2 separate regions of the Homo sapiens genome follow, and region 1 is linked to region 2. A link is an interaction called in ENCODE POLR2A ChIA-PET data of the cell type or tissue named here. Cell type or tissue: K562. All regions are shown on one strand. Links, peaks and the distances in the headings refer to the core of each region. The heading gives the core; the rest is flanking DNA. Region 1 holds the start of PIGR (polymeric immunoglobulin receptor). Region 2 overlaps LOC105372879 (a long non-coding RNA gene).

The links. Peaks named below come from ENCODE experiments on the same cell type or tissue, not always from the same donor. Only the 100,000 strongest peaks of a DNase experiment are listed, where the experiment ranks them.
Region 1: POLR2A ChIA-PET joins it to region 2 with 5 read pairs; 2 of 35 experiments call an interaction of 5 or more read pairs at or near these places.

Annotation. Positions count from the first base shown.
Region 1 is chr1:206,941,882-206,947,261 of GRCh38, forward strand. It overlaps PIGR (polymeric immunoglobulin receptor), which reads right to left and starts at 4,585. Exons shown (of 11, transcript NM_002644.4): 1 at 4,455-4,585. In K562, for the core only: no CTCF peak of the experiment used is centred there; a DNase peak (open chromatin) is centred at 3,137; H3K27me3 peaks cover 419 bases.
Region 2 is chr1:206,882,225-206,887,604 of GRCh38, forward strand. It overlaps LOC105372879 (a long non-coding RNA gene), which reads right to left. Exons shown (of 2, transcript XR_007066836.1): 2 at 3,085-3,478. Among named protein-coding and RNA genes, the nearest start is that of IL24, 13 kb to the right of the region's middle. In K562, for the core only: no CTCF peak of the experiment used is centred there; no DNase peak of the experiment used is centred there; H3K27me3 peaks cover 1,041 bases.

The sequences.
Region 1 (5,380 bases), core at 160-5,159, 60 kb after region 2:
TCGTAAGTTTGGGCAGTAATGAGTGCCCATAAAGATAAGGACGCTGTAAGCAGGAGGAAGCTGGGCGTTATCTCCCAGACCTCCCTCACCACCCTGGCCCCTGCTCCTGCTCCCAGACTCCCTTCACCAGCTTGAGCCAAAGGCAATAGAGTTGTTTATCTTGGTTATTTCTTTGTTGCAGGGGAATTTCCCAGCAAGGAACCTTTTATTTCCTTGTGAATATAAAGGTATTTTGTTTCTGCAGTTCTTTGGAAGAATAAAGGGAGGGAGTGGGAACAAATATGGGTGTCAGATGGCAACGTTGAGGCTCTCTTGAGTCCGGTTAATTGCCCCAGACCTTTCTTACCAGGTCAATGATTAATGCCTGGAGTGGGGCCTTGGCCAAATACCAGTCAGCTCCAACATGGAAGCAATCAGGGGACACTAGCTGGGATGTCATCACCTGCGTGGGCACTGCAAGCTGCCATGGGAGATGCTCCCAGGTGGGAGCAGCTTTCAGGAGGCCAGGAAGTCTCAGAAACAGTTGGGATGGGCTGGCTGCAAAGTCCTGGGAGATCTACCATTTTCTACTTGTGCTGGCACAGGGTGGGTGCAGTCACAGGTGGGAGGACAAAATGCTGCCTGCTTTTAAGAACCCACACCAGCAGCAGCTGTCCTTGCTTCTTGTTCCTGTCCTCACCTCTAGATAAGCAAGCTGCCTCATATTTGCGTGAGACAGGAGTGGTCTTCCCACAAGCTGAGCTGGGGGATGCAGCCCTCCTCTGGACTTGGCCTGGGTTGCAGAGAGTCAGATGCCAGCTTCTCCAAGGTGAAGACCACCCTGACCTCTGTCCCAGACTTCTCATTTTGTGACATGTTTGGGTGGCTGTGCATGTTTGTGTAGAGAGGGGACATGTGTGTGCACCCATTACCCTCTGCATGGTCTCAAGCCAGGGATGAGAGCATCAGGCATGCACAGGCAGGTCGGGCAGATGGCAACATCAGCGGGATGCACACAGTCCAGTCCTAGATGGGATGATTGGCAGGAGAGGATACCCCTGCTTTCAGGAACAGGAGCTCTTCTTTGCCCAAAGCTAAAACTTGAAGCACAATTTCTCTAGTAGCATTTGAAAGGACCTCGAGCTTTCAGAATCATTACAGACCCCTTCCTCTCAAAACCAGAGACTTTCTTCCAAACCTGGGGATTCAAATCTCGGGAGACCTCCCCAGCCCAGGGTGGCTGGGGCTGGATTTAAAGGATTTGCTTAAGGAAGGAAGAAAAAGAACATAATGTTGGGCACCTGCTACGTGCCAAATGCTTTGCTAGGTTCTTTTCTTGTAAGACTTCATCCATCAGCACAACAACCCAAGAGATAGATGTTGTTATCCTCATGACACAGGTTGGAAATCTAAGGGTTATAGGGATTCTCGACCCCAAGACCCACAGCAGAATCCTAATTTGAGGTCACTACCCCATTATCACTCTTTAAATGAGCAAAGGGACCTGCTTTATTGGGTTTTATATATATGATATTATATCATGCATGAGGGCACGTTTTCTGGTCCTTAAACTAGCAGTTGTTTTTTCACTGCTGAGGCTAGGATGTGCTAGATCATTTTCAGTTTACTAAGTTAGTATCCCAACATATGTGTAACATATGTCCCCACAATTGTGGATTGGGGCAGGAGTGTAAGCTGTGCTGAAGGATAGTTTTTCTTTTTATAAAATGTATTTAACTAGCTCCTGTTCAGTTAAAGTGACTGCACTTCATCTCTCATGGTGTGGAGTCCAAACCTTTGTCCATCTAATCTCAGGTTTCCCTCTTTTTCAGAGGAAGAAAGGTCCCCTGGACTTGGTATGAGAGTAGAAGTCTGCTTGCTGGACATCCTTTGAAGATAGAGAGATGGAGAGTGAGCTACTTAGGTTGGACTCATGTGGATAAGAGAGGAGACAAGCACTATGGGCTAGGCTAGAAGAACGTACGCTGAGTCCTTTCCAGGTGCTTTACATGTGTTAATGTGTTCCATTTTTACAGCCACCATAGGAGATGGGACAAAATGGGCAACCCCATTTCATGAGTGAGATAATTGAGGCACAGAGAGGTGAGACATTTGCCCAAGGTTGCACAGTTGGTAAGTGACTTAGATGGGATTCTAGATCAAGAGCATAGGCCCTTAGCCACTCTGCTTTACCTCAGAGGGTCTTCCTATTGAGAGGAAGCAGTGGAGAGAGGAAGAAGCAGGATATTCAATCTTAGCGAACTGAGAATTTGTTCAGTTCTTTCCTCTCTGCCTTTCACGGAAAAGGCAGTTCTTATAAGGAGACACCTGGGGCCGGGCGTAGTGGCTCACGCCTGTAATCCCAGCACCTTGGGAGGCTGAGGTGGGTGGATCATGAGGTCAGGAGTTCAAGACCAGCCTGGCCAACATGGTAAAACCCCATCTGTACTAAAAGTGCAAAAGTTAGCTGGGTGTGGTGGCATGGGTCTGTAATCCCAGCTACTCAGGAGGCTGAGGTAGGAGAATCGCTGGAACCCAGGAGGTGGAGGTTGCAGTAAGCCAAGATCACGCCACTGCATTCCAGCCTGGGTGACAGGGCAAGATTCCATCTCAAAAAAATAAAAAATTAAAAAATGAAGAGACACCTGGACCCAGAGGTAGGTGCCAACAGAGAAATTTCTTCCTGGAAAATATTAGCTGCTATTTATTTAGCACCTACCATGTGTAGGATATGTTACATAACCATGGGTATAACCAGGCATGTTGACGCCAAAGCCTCTTTCCACTCCACCATACTGTGTCGATGCCAGTGACATTGGGACTCCAGCCCCAGCCCCTCCAGAGAGAGGGCAAGACATAGATGAAGGTCTCTGCTGAGCACAATGCATAGGTATTTTTTTTTAAGTTGGATAGTTTGCTTTTTAGGTGACATCAAAATGTCCTCATGACCATATCAAAATGGCTGTACCAAAACCTCATCGTTCAAACTTGCTGGTGACTTCACACCACTCACATAGACTCACGGTGTCTTGGTTTCCTCAACTAGGGAATGACATCACAAAACCAACCCTGCCTACCTCCTCGTTGGTATCAAGGGAGAATGAGACGAAGGTGTGAAAGCCCAGGGCAAGTGGGTTTACTAAATGGAAGCCTGTGTGACCCCATTTTTTATCACCTAAAGCCACAGAGGTCTAGCGGCACTAGGAGATAAGCAGAGAGAGTTGCTTTCCTGACTCCTGGCTCAGTGTTCTTTCTGCTACTTTAGCACATCCAGGGGCGGGACAAGGATGGAGAGAGAATTCCAGATCTGGCTCTGGGAAGACCTATGTCCAGGCACCAGACAGCTGCCTTCTACCTAAACCCCTGAAATTGGCATCTCCTCTCCAGATGTTAAAGGATCTATAATTCCCCTAGTGAAGGGGGAAAGTGATGGCACAAAATAGGAGCAGCTTCAATGGCCCCAGGCACTGTGGCAATTGCACAAAGGGAACTGGGGGTCAGGGATGGAGCTTGACCCGCTGCTGCCCTTGTGCCGGACGGTCCCACTGCTGGCTTGGGCTGCTGTCAGGATGGGCAAAGGGAGGGGAAGCCCATGTCTGAGATCTGCTGGCTGCAGAGCCAGGAGGAACAGCAGGAGTTGATCATGCTGCCTGTGGGGCTCAGCTCCACCTCACTCAGTGATCCCGTGAGGACCTCTTTTTTTCTACCTCTAGGAAGGGCAGGATGATGCGATGACACACATTTATGTCTCCCATGGCAGGAATCTGCTAGAGCAAAGCGAGGTGGAATTGCAAAGGATTTCAGAGGTTCTTGGAAGCCCAGAAAAAAGGAGCTGAACATGCCTTTGCCAGAAAGCCACAAGTGGGAAACCTCAAAGAATGGAAGAGGACTTGCTAGGTGCCATACTTTATGCGCACTATCTAATTCCAGGTCTGTTGGTGTTCAATAAATCCTTGATTAATTAAACTAAACTGAAAAATATGAAACAATTCCTATTTCATTCTAGAGGTTACAAAGCTATTTCACCTGTGTTTTCTCATTTGAACCCACATTGACCCTGAATGATAGGTGTTATTTCTATCTTTGTTTTACAGATTAAGAAACTGAGGATCAGAGAGGTTAGGTGGCTTGTCTAAGGCCACACAGTTAATCAACTATGAGGAGTTAGGAAATCCAGGCACAGACCAAGCTGAAAGAGTAGAATTACATATGCTGACCACAGAGGTCCCTTCCCACCTGCTGATATTTCTCAGAAAAGGATGGGGGGCTTCCACACACGTGCATCCCTACTCGTCCCACTGCGATATGCACGCTTACTCCCCAGCCACACACAGTCACACAGTCTGCCTCCTTGTCCTTGTCACCCCACTATCTAGGAGACTGGGAGTTGGGAATGGAGGGGGTTACCTGAGCCATCGTCCCGAGCCCTTTCCAGATAGCATCCCGTCTGGGGATCCCAGAGCAGTAACACTTACTTTTAGCCACTTCCTTCTCTCCCGTTGATCTGACTTCAGGGACACAGCCTGCTGGCCAGTTGGTAACCCCTGCCTCTCTAGGAGCTACTGGCAGGGCACTGGACGCTGCTGCCAAAACTGAAACTCTGCTCAGTGTTTGACCCACACCTGGGCTCTTAAAGGGCCACTCTCCCACAGGCACCGTGGCCAGCCAGGGTCATGTGACTCTCACAGATCCCTTGCTTTCCTTTCATTTTGGCCTTCCTGGCTGGCTCCATTTGGTTTCCTTTGACCTTGGGGAGACTCTGTTACTTGGGAATCCTCCATCGTTGCAGCTTCAGGATGAGGGACAGAATGTCAAGCGTGAAGATGCTGTTCTGTCGCTTTCTAGCTGCAAGACCTTTGGCAAGTCACCTTCCTATTTCTTTTCATCTGGAAAAGAGGGATGGTAATACCAAATCTACAGGTAGAGGATATAGCCCGGTATTAGCTCTAAAATACCTGGCCCAATGCTTGATTTGAAGTTGACATCATCTGATGGGGCACAGGTGGCAGGAGTGGCTGTCGTAGTCCTTGGTCTCATATCCCCAGTTGCTCTGGAATCCCCTCCGACTCCCTAGGTTACTTAGCCTGGACAAAAATGCCCCTTATACACCTCCTGCCAAGCCCCTTTTACCAGTCCCAGAGCTCCAGGAACTGGCAGGACTGTGGCCCTTCCTGTTTCACTCCCCAGAGTCATGAAAGACTCGCTGCTTCTGGGCTCCCCTGAACATGGCTGACCTCAGAGTCTTGTTAGGACCCGGGCTCGGCTCCATAGCAAGGACGGTGCTGACCTGCTGAGCTGAAGTAGCACCTCCTTCCCTATCTGTTAGTCCATGCCAAAACATGACCTGGTTGGGACTCCCAGGTGTTCCCCAAATGATCGTGGCAGTCCTGTGACAAAAGTG
Region 2 (5,380 bases), core at 294-5,293:
TGCAGTGATGGGATCTCGGCTCACTGCAAGCTCCACCTCCTGGGTTCACGCCATTCTCCTGCCTCAGCCTCCTGAGTAGCTGGGACTACAGGTGTCCGCCACCATGCCCGGCTAATTTTTTTGTATTTTTAGTAGAGACGGGGTTTCATGGGTTAGCCAGGATGGTCTCGATCTCCTGACCTCGTGATCTGCCCACCTCAGCCTCCCAAAGTGCTGGGATTACAGGCTTGAGCCACCGCGCCCGGCCTCTGGTATTTCTTAATAGCAGCACAAGAATAGCCTAATACAGGAACTTAGCCTACAGAAAATGTAAAGAACATTTAAAACTCAATGATAAAAAGACAATCCAGATTGAATAGACGTCTCACCAAACAAACAAAAAGATGTATGAATGGCCAATAAGCACATGAAAAGATGCTCAACATCATTAGTCATTAAGGAGAGTCAAATCAAACCTACAATGCAGTAACACTACACATCCACTAGGACGGCTCAAATATAAAAACATAGCCAACAATAAGTGTTAATGAGGATGTGGGGAAGTTGGAACCCCCATACGTTGCTTTATAATCCCATTGCTAGTGGGATTGTAAAATGGTGCAGAAACTTTAGAAAACAGTCTGGCAGTTTCTCAAAATGTGAAACATGGAGTTACCATATGACTTAGCAATTGCACACCCAGGTACCCAGGTATTGAAAGAGAGTTGAAGAGATGCCCACACAAAAACATGGACACAAAAGTTCATAGCAGTATTATTCATGATGGTCAAAAAGTGGAAACAATGCAAAATCCTTTAATTGATGAATGTATAATGAAATGTGGTACATACAATAGAATTATTCAGTAATAAAAAGGAAAGAAGAACTGATACATGCTACAACGTGGATGCACTTTGAAAATATTAAGCTAAGTGAAAGAAGCCAGTCACAAAAGCTACATAGTGTATGATTCCATTTATATGAAATGCTTATAATATGATTCCATTTATATGAAACATTCAGAACAGGCAAATCTATAGGGACAAAAAGTGAACCAGACTTCCAGCGAAGGAATGGGAAGAGTCAGGAATGACTGCTAATGTGTATAAGGCTTCTTTCTGGATGATGAAAATGTTCTGAAATTAGTGATGCTGGTTGCACAACTCTGTGAAACTACTAAAAACTGCTGAATTGTATACTTTGAAAGGATGCATTTTATGGGTATGTGAATTATGGCTCAATAAAGCTATTATTAAAAAACAAAGATGAAATAAAAACATTTTCAGGTCATCAAACATTAGGGGAAAGTAGAAATAGTTATTTAATTCACAATGATTTTAGAACAAAATGATTTGGCTTGTTAGAAGATGATTGCATTCACATCTACTTTCATTACTATTGTTAATCAAAAAAGAGCTTGCTCATTGAATTTGGTCCTGAAGTTTTCATGTCATATTCTCTTATGACTTGTTTTGGTATTAGATTCCTGTTATCATTTTAAAGCAACTTTACAGTCTCCTGAAACAGACTGGTAAGAACTGGGATTAATCACAGTATATTTTGTTGTTTCTATCTGGGTTACTATTATGAACACTTTATCAGGTAGTTGTCTTTTAAAAATCATATAGTTAAAGGGTGAAAAGTTGCTTGCAGTTGTCTAGCCTCTCTGATCTAAGCTCTTTTTGTTAGGGAAAGGCATTGAATGTGGCACAGGAATATATAAAAATAAAATTAGCAATTGTTAATAATAGCTAATTTTTATTTTTTTCTTAAGTATTAAAAAAATAGAGATGTGGTCTCTCTATGTTGCCCAGGCTGGTGTCAAACTCTTAAGCTGAAGGGATCTTCCCACCTTGGTCTGCCCAAAGTGCAGGTGTTAGCCACCGCTCCCAGCAACTAATAGCTTACTCTTTCTAGTGCTTACTAATGTGTCCAGCTCTCTTCTCTGTGCTTTGCCTGTATTTTCTCATTTCACTCTCATAAATACTTATGAAGCAGGTGATATTGTTATTTCCACTTCACAGATGAGGAAACCGAATCAAAGAAGAATCAAGTAACTTATTCAATTATTTTAATAATCATTCAAAGTCACATAGCTAGTAAGTTGCAGAGCCAGGAATACAAACACACCGTGTGACTCCATAGTCTGCATGTTTTCCAGAACACTGTACTGCCTCCCAAGTATTTAAACTTGGAGTCAGAGACCTGGGATGAATTCTAGGTAGTTCCATTTTCTGGTTCTATGAGCTTAGGCAAACCACCAAATTTCCCTTTGCCTTGGTTTTATAATCATAATACAGAAATAATGATATCTGCTCTGTCTTATAGGGTTTTTGTGGGTATCAAATTGTAGAAGTACTTTGTAAAGCATTACACGACCAACTGGCTCACTGGACTGGAGTTGAAACTCCCCTGCTCCCTCCCTCCAAGAAACCCAGCCAGTAGAGCTAGCTCCCCTTCCCCTAGAAGTATTCATTTGCCTCCATTGAATTACAGTGGGGCTGAAGAACTTTCTGGGGAAAAGGCTTGAACTCTGTTCACACTTGGGATTCAACACTCATAGACATGGCTGATAGATCAGAGCATACAGAATCCAGATTACAGGGGGTTAATGGCAACCCCTACCCCTTAAAGAGGATTCACCTTGAGAAAGAAAGGAGTGTGACATGTGAGCTGTGCTCAGTAACAGGAACCAATGTCACTGATATTGATGAATTCCAGTCCCATGTTACGAGAAACTCCTCCAAACCAACCACTGTGGAGGTATGTGGGCATCCTGGGGCCAAGCAGGTCTCAGAGTGTACATTGAGAAAGCTGCTTCACTGAACTCTGCAACACTTTGGACTCAATCTCCCTATTGGGGTGAATGTGACCTTGCAAAATTTTTTGGCAGGAGCAATTTAGCACTGAGAAGCTGCTGAGGAGAACCCTCTTCTCACCACCAGTGGGGTCACACATGGAGCTTGCAATAGCTAGCTCAGCCAGCCCTGAAAGCACAGACTGCCTCATGGGCTTGGAAGAAACATCCCTTTGAGAATTCTCAAAACACTCTAGGGACAGACTCCCCAAGAGCCTGCTATGTTTATATGAGCAGATGGAACGACAGAATTTCAAGATTTTTTATTTCTAATTTTTAATCACAGGCTGTGGAAATATGAACATTCAGGTTATGCTATTCCAAATTACTTTTATTATTTTATTGTGGGAAAACAGAATTCAGTTAACTAGGATTAAGCAACAAAATCCACTTCCTTGTGGGATCATCTCTCTGGGCTAGGAAGAGGGATGGAGACTTTTCAAGGCAGAGATTGCTCCATGGAGGAAAACACCTTCTCTTCATTTTCATGAGTAATAAGTTTCCCAAGAGGATATTTTTTGGAAGTTGAAGGCAGAATTTAAATGGAAAGCCCCACCCACTGTTGCTGGAAGCAACTTCTCTTCATCCTTTCTTTGACTTTTGATGCTTCCCTGGATCTGATTATTTAGCGGTGGGCAAAGGCTGGAGATAAGAAGCCAAAAGATAAGATTTCAGTGTAAGAATTCACGTCATTTTCATTTCAAGTACCATATATGAGCTTTTTCAGGGACACAAACTCTAGTTGCTCTTATTCTGGGGCAAGCTCGGACCTGCCAGGCCTTAGCCTGCCTTTCTTTGCCAGTTTTAAAATCCATGTAGTAAGTGTGTGTGCTGTAAGTCTTTGTGTGTATGAGTGTGTGTGTGTGTCTGTGTGGCTGTTGGCTCATCCTAAACTTTTTACTGGCATCTTAGGCTTCTGCAAGTAGAAGATTCTCTACATTAGGAGTCCCCAACTCCTGGCCCACAGACCAGTATCCATCTGTGGCCTGTTAGAAACCAGGCTGTGGCCGGGTGCAGTGGCTCATGCCTGCAATCCCAGCACTTTGGGAGGCTGAGGCGGGTGGATCACGAGGTCAGGAGATCGAGACCATCCTGGCTACCATGGTGAAACCCCGTCTCTACTAAAAACACAAAAAAGTTAGCCGGGCATGGTGGCGGGTGACTGTAGTCCCAGCTACTCGGGAGGCTGAAGCAGGAGAATGGCCTGAACCTGGGAGGCAGAGCTTGCAGTGAGCTGAGATTGCGCCACTGCACTCCAGCCTGGGCAACGGAGTGAGATTCCTACAATTAAAAAAAAAAAAAAAGAGAGAGAGAAAGAAAGGAAGGAAGGAAGGAAGAAACAAAGAAAGAAAGAAACCAGGCTGCACAAAAGGTGAGTGGTGGGTGAGTGAGCGGAGCTTCATCTGTATTTACAGCCACTCCCCATCCCTTGCATTCCCACCTGTGCTCTGCCTTCTATCATATCAGTGGCAGCATTAGCTTCTCATAGGAGCACAAATCCTATTGTGAACTGTGCATGCGAGGGATCTAGGTTGCATGCTCCTTATGAGAATCTAATGCCTGGTGATCTGTCACTGCCTCCCATCACCCCCAGATGAGGCTGTCTAGTTGCAGAAAAACAAGCTCAGGACTTCTAGTGATTCTATATTATGGTGAGTTGTATAATTATTTCACTGTATATGACAATGTAGTAATAATAATAAAAATAAAGTGCACAATAAATGTAATGTGCTTGAATCATCCTGAAACCTAATCCCCCAACTCCTGTTTGTGGAAAAATTGTCTTCCATGAAACTGGTCCTTGGAGCCAAAAAGGTTGCAGACTGCTGCTCTACATCACCCCTACCAGGAGCGAAAAGCCCTTTTCTGCAGGTCAGCTTTCAGTCTTCCATCCATCATCCCTTACAGAGCTTTCTTCTCATTATGTGACCCCTAAGTGAACTGAGCAGCCCATTGCTAAATCCCAAAGTGGTCAGCATCATGCTATAACCTGACCTCACCCAGTTGAATGCATCATTAACTCCATGTTCAAGGAGAAAGCAATGCTTTCCATTAAAGAAGGAATTTGAGAATCTCTGTGACTTATAATGAGTTGACTAACTAGCATATAGAATCAAAGTTTACCTATAGCAGAGTCTAAATTCATTGAGCTTTCTGGAGCTTTATCTATAGCAGTCTAAATTCATTTGTTCCTAGCAAAGTCTAAATTCATTCTAAACACTTTTAAAGTGTTTAGAATCCTTCTCCCTTCTAACATCCCTTCTGCATTAGTCAGGTTAGCCTAAGTTATGCTGTAGAAGCAAACAACTCCTTAATGTCTCTCAGCAGCATATTACAACAAAAGTTATTTCTCACTTATTTTATATATGGAATAGATGTTAGCATGGGGACTCTCCTCATCATGGGTACTCAGGGACAGGCTGCAGGAAATGCTATCATCCTGTAATAATGCTGCCATCTCAACATGGCAGGGGATGAGAGAGTGTGGACGATTGTGTGCTGGCTCTTAAATGCTTCCTTCAAGCATGACATGTGTTTCTTTCA